Regions from separate parts of the Homo sapiens genome. Here regions 1 and 2 are each linked to region 3. The links are chromatin contacts, found by Hi-C or POLR2A ChIA-PET in ENCODE. All regions are on one chromosome and are shown on one strand. The core of a region is the stretch at or near the end of the contact, and the rest is flanking DNA. Distances in the headings are between cores, read along the strand shown.

Region 1 (3,242 bases), core at 131-2,630, 1.1 Mb before region 3:
CAAGGGAACTGAAGCCTAGGCTGAACCAAGACCAGTGAGAGGGCCCTAACTTTGTACCCCTTCATCTCATCTCAAACATGTCTCTCCTATTACCCGCTCCGTAGGGCTGTGACAATGCAGTCAGAGCAGAATCTGTGGAGGCACTCCTTGGTGGTCATCGTATTCTTCAGCATGTCCAGGCAGATAGGGCACATGAGTTCTGAATGCAGTGACCGAGGGGAAACAGCAATCTCTGTGCCATCCATTATGGCTTCCTGAAGGCATCAGTGAGTAGAAAGGTGGTGTGGGTTAGAGGGAAAGGGGTTTTAGAAACAGCAGCCCATAAAATAAGAATTTTGAGAAATACAGTGAGAAGACCCATGTTGGTCTCTATAGGAGACAAGAATTCTGAGAAAGAGAAGGACTGATGACTTGGAGCAAATGGAGAAAAGACAGACTTTAGTGTCCATTAACTAAGAGTAGGAGCTTTGGAATAGGAGGATCTGAGGTGGCTAAGTGGCCTAGGAGTGAAGATGGCACAAATCTGTGGTTGGGAAAAACTATTCAACAAAATTTTTTAAAGTCCTGGTGCTACCTGTATTAGAACCCCATAGGGTGCCTGTTAAAAATTCAGATTCTGAGAACCCAATTCACTACTGAATCAGAATGTTGGGGGGCATGAAGCTCTGCTTTTAATAAACTCCCAAAGTGAGTCTTATGTGCACTGACTTATGACACTGAATGAGGAACAGGGAAGGTAATTTTTGTGTTTGTGATCTTTCAAATGAAGATAATAATACTTGTTCCACCTCTCTGGCAGGGCTGTTTTGAGGATTAAATGAGCTAAATGCGAAAGTGCTTTGGAAAGATTAAGGTGATTCAAAGGTAGGGCCAGGCAAGGCAGAATAGAGCAAATTACGGAAAAGAAGCTGTGTGATGCGGTCTGTGGATATAAGGGTTTGGGGGAGGGGGTAAGCCTGAAAGGGAGAATGCCTGTCACCTGCGGGGTCCGGTGCAGCTCATACAGACTCAGTTCCCACGTTTTGCTGGCATTCTGGGCATTCGCCGGCGTCGTCATGGTGACCGGGCGCAGACCCCCCACCAGGGCTCCACAGCCGAGGAGAAGGCGAAGAAGGCTGGGGGTGGGGGGAAGGGGAGGAGGGCGTCAGGGGGGCCGCCCCTCGCGTAGACCCCGCCCCTCCAGAAGCGCCCCTCTCCGCCCCCGCTCCCGCCCCCGCGCCGGCACTGCCCCTCACCCAGCTCCAGCCGTTCGCGCTCCCGCCGCCGCCGCGCCTCTCCCTAGGCCCGGGCTCCTGGGCCAAGTTCGCTCGGTCCGCAACCGCTGCTCAGACAGCAGCTCCCGCCACCGCCGCCGCCATGGCCCGGGCGCTGGGGCCCTACGTCACTTCCGCCTGCTCCTCCGCTACACCCGCTCCCCCCGCCGGCGGAGACGTCACCCACCATTCGCGGCGCGGGTGGGACGGGACGTGGACGCCGCGGTTCTCCCGCCCACGGGACGGGCTCGTCCCGCGTGAGGATCCTGCGTCCCGGGAGTTCTGCGCCACTTAGGGAACCACGGTCTCCGCCCCCGGCCCAGCACCGTCGCGCGGCCAACAACCTTAGCCTCGGTTCCCTTCCAGAGGCCCCCACGCGGGGCCTCAGCTCCGGGGGGCCGGGGCCTGGAATATCTGGGACCCCAGGAGGGGACAGAGGGCTCGTGAAAAGGGCTACCTCCCCCACTCTGCGTACCCTGGCGACTCTGGGGATCAACCCCCCTCACTTCTCCGTAACCCCCATTCCAGGATCCCGGGGGAAAAGGCTGCAAAAGATCTGCCGCTTTAGCCTTCTAGTCCTGAGAACACACCTAGGTCCCGATGTGCCCGGGATTCCCCTTACCACCCTGGGGACTCCCTCCACCCTCTGCTTTGGCTCTCCCTAGACCCTCCGACCCGCTCTCCCGCTCGAGGTTTGGGGGCGGCGGCTCGGGACGTCCAGACTCAACTCTCGGCCGGAGCCATAGACTCGAGAATTGCGTTTGGACAATCAGGAGCCGCGGCCCGGGGCGGGGAAGGGAGGGAGGCGCACGGGAGGAAAGGGGGAATGGAGACACCACGCGGAAACAGGGACATACACAAGATGGAGCTCCCATTGGGAAGGGGGGGTGCGCGTGTGGGTGGGGTACACAGGGGCAGAATGTCTGGAGTGGGAAGTGGGCAGAAGCCTCTTCGAGGACTCTAGAGTAAACGAAGGGGATGGGGAGGAAAGAGAAGAGGAAGGGGCAGAGCGATCCCCATTGAGTGTAGGGAATGAGAGGGATACAGGGCGAGGGGGTGGGGGGCAGTTAGAGACCCTGATGGGCATCTTGTCCCCGCCCGAGCTGAGGCTCCCGGACTTGGGCTGCGGCTGCCAGGGGGTGGCCTGTCCCTGGGACAAGGCAGCAGTGGGTGCCCTCGCCCCCCACCCCAGTTCCCCCCTACTTCCCTGTCCTCTCCTTCAGTCCGTGGCCAGTCCTTATGTGGGCGCCAGAGTCGATTAGCGCAGACCCCCCTCCCCTTCCTCCTCCTCTTCCCAGCCCCCTCCCTCCTGCTCTCTCCAGCCCCTTTCATCGGCTGGTTCATTCCCCTAATCCTGGCCCCCTCCCCTAATCCCCCCCATCCGACCCCAGGCCGGCTGCAGCTATTGTAAGGTGGAGAGAAAGGGGAGGGGGGGACTCAGAGAAAGGAGAGGGGTGGGGGAGGGCCACCTGTTCCAAGACCCCCTTTCAAGGCCAGACTGGACACCAAGATGGGGCCATGAACAAATCACCCTTGGGGACCATAAGAACCCAGGGAGTTGGGGGGAGGGGACTGGTGCTGCAGAACCAGTGGAAAGGGGTGACGCACGAACCCCTCCCTTCAAAAAGACCCGGAGTGTCACGCATACACAGTGACACATACTCTTTCCTCTCACACCCGGCGGCGGGGGTTGCCCTGGGAGACCAGGCAGAGAAAGGGAACAATCCTTCGGGAAAGGGAAAGGAGGGGGAGGTGGGGAAGGGTCTGAGGGCTTGGACACAAGAAGAGCCGGAGGTGGCAGGGAAGAGGACTTGGAATTTATTAGGGTCACAAGCACCCCTGCTTCCCATATTCAGCATTCCTGAACCATACACTGCCACCCCTTTTGTATCCTGGGAACTTAGAGTCCTCATCAGCAGGAGGCCAGGCAGAGTGGTGGGGGGGTGAGCAGAGTCCAGGGTCCTTGAGGCAGTTACATGAAAAGACCTC
Region 2 (3,031 bases), core at 132-2,631, 1.3 Mb before region 3:
GACTCTGCTCTAGCAGATTCCCTCTGCCTGAAATGTTCTTCCCTCACTATCTGCTTGTCTGTCTCCCTCACTTCCTTCAAGTCTTTATTCAACTCATCTTTTCCATGGGGGTTACTGAGACCACCCTATTTAATACTCTAACCCGCCAGTTGGCCTCCCCTATGTCCTCAACCTTGAATTTCTCCTTTTCTCCACAGCACTTACGGCCTTCTGGCAGTTATATAATTCATTTATTACATTTATTGTCTGTATCCCCATAGAATGGCAGCTCCACGATGGCAACGATTTGTCCCTTGTTCACTGCTGCATCCTAAGTACCTACAACCACGCCTAGCATGTAGTAGGTGCTCAATAAATACTTGATTAATAGATCTGAGAAGGCTTTTACTACTTCTTACTGTCACATAATACTACTCTGCTCTCTGGTTGTCACGAGAGAAAGAATCTCTCTTAAGGCTGAATCCTAACTTCAGGGAAACCTGAACGTGAAATACTAGTAAACAAAGGATTCAGGCAGACCTTTCCTGGCACCAGAGATAAGTACACTCCAGCTGTCACACACATTCATCTCTCTTCACTGGAGACAGGAAGCTGCATATGGTTGTGGGGTGCAGCAGGGCACCATTTAAGAGAAAGAACTAAATCAATCAGTTTCATTGGGCAGGAATCTGCACAATTTGGGAAAGGAGAGAGAGAATGAGAAGTCTTTTGGCCCAGATTACCCTACTCTCCTTCTCCCTTTCCTACACTCCGAAGCAGCAGTGATAAGGAGAGGCGATTAACACAAAAGGACCTCAGCAAGGATGTGGCCTCAGACACCATGTCCCCAAAAGGAAGAAGTCATATCAGAACTCTCCCTTCTTACACACTGCAATCACACCCTGAGTAGGAATAAAGAAGTGGAAATGTGTCAGACGAGCCTGAGAATTCGAAATGAGAAATCTCGGAGACATGAAAGTTAAGGGAGGGGCTCCAGAAACTTGAAGCTAGGGGAGGGCAGACAGACGTGCCTTCCGACCTCCCCGGGTGCTCTAAGCCGTCTCCACTCCTGCCTCCGCCCCTTTCCACTTGTGCGGGGGCGCACGGACCTTCGCTCTCCCGGTAGACATGACAAAGGCCGACCGGGAGCCGGGGGCGCGACAGCATCGGAGCGGTCAGCCTTCGTCCCCATCCCCAGGGCAGGACACCTGCGCCGCCCCTACTCACCTGCGGATCCATGTCCACCTCGGTCCCACACGCGCCGGGGGAATGCAGTGGAAGAGAACTGGGTGCCGGGGATCCTGGGACTCGCGTTCTCTCGCCCGCTCGCGAAGCAGGGTAGAGAACTCGCACGGCTCCGGCCGCTACCAGCCCCGCGCCACACCCGCCACTTTTGAATTCCAACGGCCACCACCCACTCTCACCGCGCTCTGCACGCAGGGACCAATCGTCGCTGTCGCCACAGCCGAGGGCCAATCGCAGCGTTCTCCGCCACCCGAAGCCACACCCCGCCCGACAGGCGCCTTGTCTTTTCTGTTTCGCAGGCGCAGGAGAGGTAGGCGGATTAATTCCACTTCCGGTGCCACTTATGCTTCTCACCCCTCCCCTCCTCTAGCGGCAATAGTGCTGGACTTCCGCTCGGCTCCCCGCCGTCGCTCGCTACGTCAGAAAATGCGTGGACGTCGCCGCACGAACGCAACTGGCCAAGCGAAACTGGTGGCGGCCGGAGGAGAAGGGGCGGGGACGCTGGAGGAAAGAAATGACGCGTGCGCAAACGAGGACCCGTGCCGGGAGACAGGCGGGACTAGCGCCTCCTGGTGACTGCAGTAGGGAGCGCACTTGTTTTCCGTCGACGTGATTGAGGCTCCAGCGCTGCCTCTCCTGGTCGTGGTTGACTGGGCCCGGAAGTGGCTCCTGGAGCCCTCACGTGGATGTGAGTGGCCTGGTCTGTTCATTCCCTGGTAATGTTGCCATTTCTCACCAAATTTAGGAATTTTTGCGCTCCATTGAAGCCTGACAGTGGGGATTCAAAGCTCAGGAAAGAACTTTTCTTTATAGCCCTCTTCTCTCAGCCAGCCTACTTACCTGGGTGCTGTTACTGGTACTGGGCTCAGGGCCTTTGGAGTCTCGAGCTCGGGGAAGATTTACTGCTTCCATTTATGGAGTATTTTATGTTTTGCAGATTGTGCACCTGTATTATCTCGTCTTTTAATCACGAAAATTCACTGAGTTCCTACATTGTGCCACATTCTTTGTAGAGATGGATGGAGACAGGTTCAGAAAGATTACACAATAAGGTCACACTGCTGGTTAGGAATGGATCTAGATTCCATTAGCTTCAAAATCCAAGCTATTTCTGTTAACTCACGTTGCCTCTAACAGTCTCGGTGACAAGAGCAACCCCTTACGTGTGAATAGGGTGCTAGTTTGCAAAGTCGTTCTACCATATTTACTCATCCGAGTTTCCATCCAATCCTGGAGGTAGTCAGGACAGGGTTTTATTTATGAAACCGAAAGGCAGGGGCCTCAAGCATATGTTCGGGGATTTGGTGTGCAGTTGGAAATTGGCAGGTCTGACACCCGCGCTGCCGTCTTCTATCCATTGCTTTAACTTGGCTTCAAACAAGCTTGTAGAGAGAAGCAGATTGTGGGGAGACACACTGTCTGAAAACCATGTTGCCATCCCCCCAACCTTTGATATCCTGGGAAAACTCCAAAAAGCAAGAGCTTGAAGAGAACACAGTAAAAAGAAAAGGAAGAAACTAGAGAAAACCAACAATGGAAGGTAAAGGGGGATAACTGAGAAGGGAGACCTGAGAAGAAACATATAGCAAAAGATATTTATCAAATTAAAAAAAAATTTAAATGGAATGGAGAAATATAGACCCATTAGCAGATTAAAGGGGGAAAATGTATTCATCTCAATTGATGCAGCAAAGTCACTCAAAATATTCAACACCCGTTGATATTTTTTTTAAAACTCCAGAAGCTGATAAAGGACATCTTCAAAAATTTCGCAAAACACATCACCATAATGGGGAAATGTTGAAAG
Region 3 (2,825 bases), core at 183-2,682:
TTAGGCAGCAGCCCCGAGACCCTCCTACCGAAACGCTTGAGCTGGAAGTAAGCCCAGATCCAGCCAGCCAAATTCTAGAGCATACTCAAGGAGCTGAAAAACTGGTTGCTGAACTTGAAGGAGACTCTCATAAGTCTCATGGATCAACCAGTCAGATGCCAGAGGCCCTTCAAGCTTCTGATCTCTGGTACTGCCCCGATGGGAGCTTTGTCAAGAAGATCGTAATCCGTGGCCATGGCTTGGACAAACCCAAACTAGGCTCCTGCTGCCGGGTACTGGCTTTGGGGTTTCCTTTCGGATCAGGGCCGCCAGAGGGCTGGACAGAGCTAACTATGGGCGTAGGGCCATGGAGGGAGGAAACTTGGGGGGAGCTCATAGAGAAATGCTTGGAGTCCATGTGTCAAGGTGAGGAAGCAGAGCTTCAGCTGCCTGGGCACTCTGGACCTCCTGTCAGGCTCACACTGGCATCCTTCACTCAAGGCCGAGACTCCTGGGAGCTGGAGACTAGCGAGAAGGAAGCCCTGGCCAGGGAAGAACGTGCAAGGGGCACAGAACTATTTCGAGCTGGGAACCCTGAAGGAGCTGCCCGATGCTATGGACGGGCTCTTCGGCTGCTCCTGACTTTACCCCCACCTGGCCCTCCAGAACGAACTGTCCTTCATGCCAATCTGGCTGCCTGTCAGTTGTTGCTAGGGCAGCCTCAGTTGGCAGCCCAGAGCTGTGACCGGGTGTTGGAGCGGGAGCCTGGCCATTTAAAGGCCTTATACCGAAGGGGGGTTGCCCAGGCTGCCCTTGGGAACCTGGAAAAAGCAACTGCTGACCTCAAGAAGGTGCTGGCGATAGATCCCAAAAACCGGGCAGCCCAGGAGGAACTGGGGAAGGTGGTCATTCAGGGGAAGAACCAGGATGCAGGGCTGGCTCAGGGTCTGCGCAAGATGTTTGGCTGATTAAAAGTTAAACCTTAAAAGAGACAGGAACTTGTGAATTGTGGTCTGTGCTGTGAGATTTGGGGGTGGGGGGCCAGAGGGAAGGTTTCAGCCCATATCCCATTCTCAGCTTTTGGCTTCCTAGGGGAGGTAGCAGTGGTCACAGTGCGCCCCTTTTGAGGGGCTTATCTATCTCCGAGGACACATAGAAGCTGTCTAAACTAAACTTAGTAGTGGCTGGGGGAGATGGTGGACCTTAATACTGGGTACTACATCTCCCAGGCGCTTTATCACTGGAGCCTGTTTGGCGCATGCGCTTGGCGGTATGGCACTGTCTGGAAGTTACTTCCTGCTGCTGTGCTCCCATTGGGCCCGCCTACACAGTCATCCGCATCTGTTGATTCACGTGCTCAGCACCCAGGTCTCTTACTGGTCGGTAGAGCTTCCGGGACGCCCCCTTTTTTGAAAGAGTCAACTGATTAGTTGGTGATGGGGAGAGGCGGGCCTTGGGAACCGTCTCCTGGTTGGGGGGTGGGGGGGAAAGATGGCGGAGCTGATGCTGCTCAGCGAGATTGCTGACCCGACGCGTTTCTTCACCGACAACCTGCTTAGCCCGGAGGACTGGGGTCTGCAGAGTGAGGCACCGGGGAGGGGAGAGGGCTGTGGCAAACTGTCCCTGAGGCACGCGGGAAAGAAGCGGGGGCCTAAAGAGGAAGTCTGGGCAAATACGGAATCCGCCATCTGAAGGAGAGCGGAGCAGGGGGCTCGTTGTGCATTAAGGGGGATACAAAAGTCAGGGAAGAACTCTGCTCCCTGCTGGAACGTCGAGTTGTTCCGGGGTCGGGGAAGGAGGGGCTGAAGCGCCCTGGTTGTATCACTTTTCAAGTGGGCGGGCGGTGGGTCTGGCCGAGCGGAGCCAATGAGGGATGGGGCGGGGGCTTGTGTGCGATCTGTAGGCTGGGGCCACCGAACGACCCCCCGACGCTCAGCATTTCTTGCAGACAGCACCTTGTATTCTGGCCTAGATGAAGTGGCCGAGGAGCAGACGCAGCTCTTCCGTTGCCCGGAGCAGGATGTCCCGGTATTGTGTCCCCAGCCTTTCTCTAACCCTTGGTGGGTGGAAAGTGAGCCCAGAACCTGGACCCATTCACAGGCCATAACTCATCTGGAGTCACCCCTACTTTCTCATCCTTTCTCACACTCCTGCCCTCTTGTATCCTCCCTTATTTAGTTTGACGGCAGCTCCCTGGACGTGGGGATGGATGTCAGCCCCTCTGAGCCCCCATGGGAACTCCTGCCGATCTTCCCAGGTAAGGTAGTCTTTGTCGTTCCCTCAGATTTCCAGAAACCCTCATCTTCCCACTGTTTCCCAGAAACTACGTAGCTTCCTATATCCTCACGCTTCTACATAAGTGCCTATCCTCTCTCCTTCAATCCCCTATTTTTGTTTCTTCTCCCTTGCTGCGGTACAGGAATCCCCACCGACATGTCCTTGGGTACTTTTTGGACTCTTCTTAAGCTCTGCTTCCTGATAATTTCTAACTCCCTTTCCTCCAGATCTTCAGGTGAAGTCTGAGCCATCTTCCCCCTGCTCTTCCTCCTCCCTCAGCTCCGAGTCATCGCGTCTCTCCACAGAGCCATCCAGCGAGGTGAGAGAGCCATATCCCTCTTACTCTCTGTGACGGGGACTCTGCTTCATTCCCTTCACCCGTGGGTGACAAAGAAATGATTTAAATGATTTGTGTGCTATGAGTCATGAGGTGTGTGAGGTGTGGGGGGCCTTCTCCACTACCTTTGCCGTTTCCTTAATATCTTCATTTTCCACATCCCCTTTGGTTATCTAGCAGTGAAGATTTTTTTGTTTGTTTGTTTTTTGTTTTTTGCTTTTTTTTGAGATAG

What was found. A loop is a pair of places that touch in the nucleus more often than their neighbours do. ChIA-PET counts read pairs that join two places held with the same protein, here RNA polymerase II (POLR2A). Pooled maps may share reads with other maps.
Region 1: a loop to region 3 is called in a map of CD4-positive, alpha-beta T cell, with 2.5 times the contacts of the local background. The contact joins the promoter of RING1 here to the promoter of ATF6B in region 3. A Hi-C loop is called at or near these places in 5 of 168 maps with a recorded cell type or tissue (CD4-positive, alpha-beta T cell, K562, gastrocnemius medialis and 2 more), 1 of 37 single-sample maps with no recorded cell type and 11 of 50 pooled maps.
Region 2: a map of naive thymus-derived CD4-positive, alpha-beta T cell shows a loop between it and region 3 (11-fold over the local background). The contact joins the promoter of KIFC1 here to the promoter of ATF6B in region 3. A Hi-C loop is called at or near these places in 1 of 168 maps with a recorded cell type or tissue (naive thymus-derived CD4-positive, alpha-beta T cell) and 6 of 50 pooled maps. POLR2A ChIA-PET finds 5 or more read pairs at or near these places in 1 of 52 experiments (PC-9).

What each region holds. Positions count from the first base shown.
Region 1 is chr6:33,206,638-33,209,879 of GRCh38, reverse strand. It overlaps RING1 (ring finger protein 1), which reads right to left and starts at 1,380. Exons shown (of 7, transcript NM_002931.4): 1 at 1,236-1,380; 2 at 980-1,115; 3 at 94-254. The coding sequence starts at 1,057. MIR219A1 (microRNA 219a-1) reads right to left here and starts at 2,045; the gene lies at 1,936-2,045. It overlaps HSD17B8 (hydroxysteroid 17-beta dehydrogenase 8), which reads right to left. Exons shown (of 9, transcript NM_014234.5): 9 at 3,049-3,242. The coding sequence ends at 3,226.
Region 2 is chr6:33,390,173-33,393,203 of GRCh38, reverse strand. It overlaps KIFC1 (kinesin family member C1), which reads right to left and starts at 1,381. Exons shown (of 11, transcript NM_002263.4): 1 at 1,207-1,381. The coding sequence starts at 1,218.
Region 3 is chr6:32,126,853-32,129,677 of GRCh38, reverse strand. ATF6B (activating transcription factor 6 beta) reads left to right here and starts at 1,432. Exons shown (of 18, transcript NM_004381.5): 1 at 1,432-1,561; 2 at 1,928-2,007; 3 at 2,158-2,236; 4 at 2,484-2,575. The coding sequence starts at 1,471. FKBPL (FKBP prolyl isomerase like) reads left to right here. Exons shown (of 2, transcript NM_022110.4): 2 at 1-971. The coding sequence ends at 947.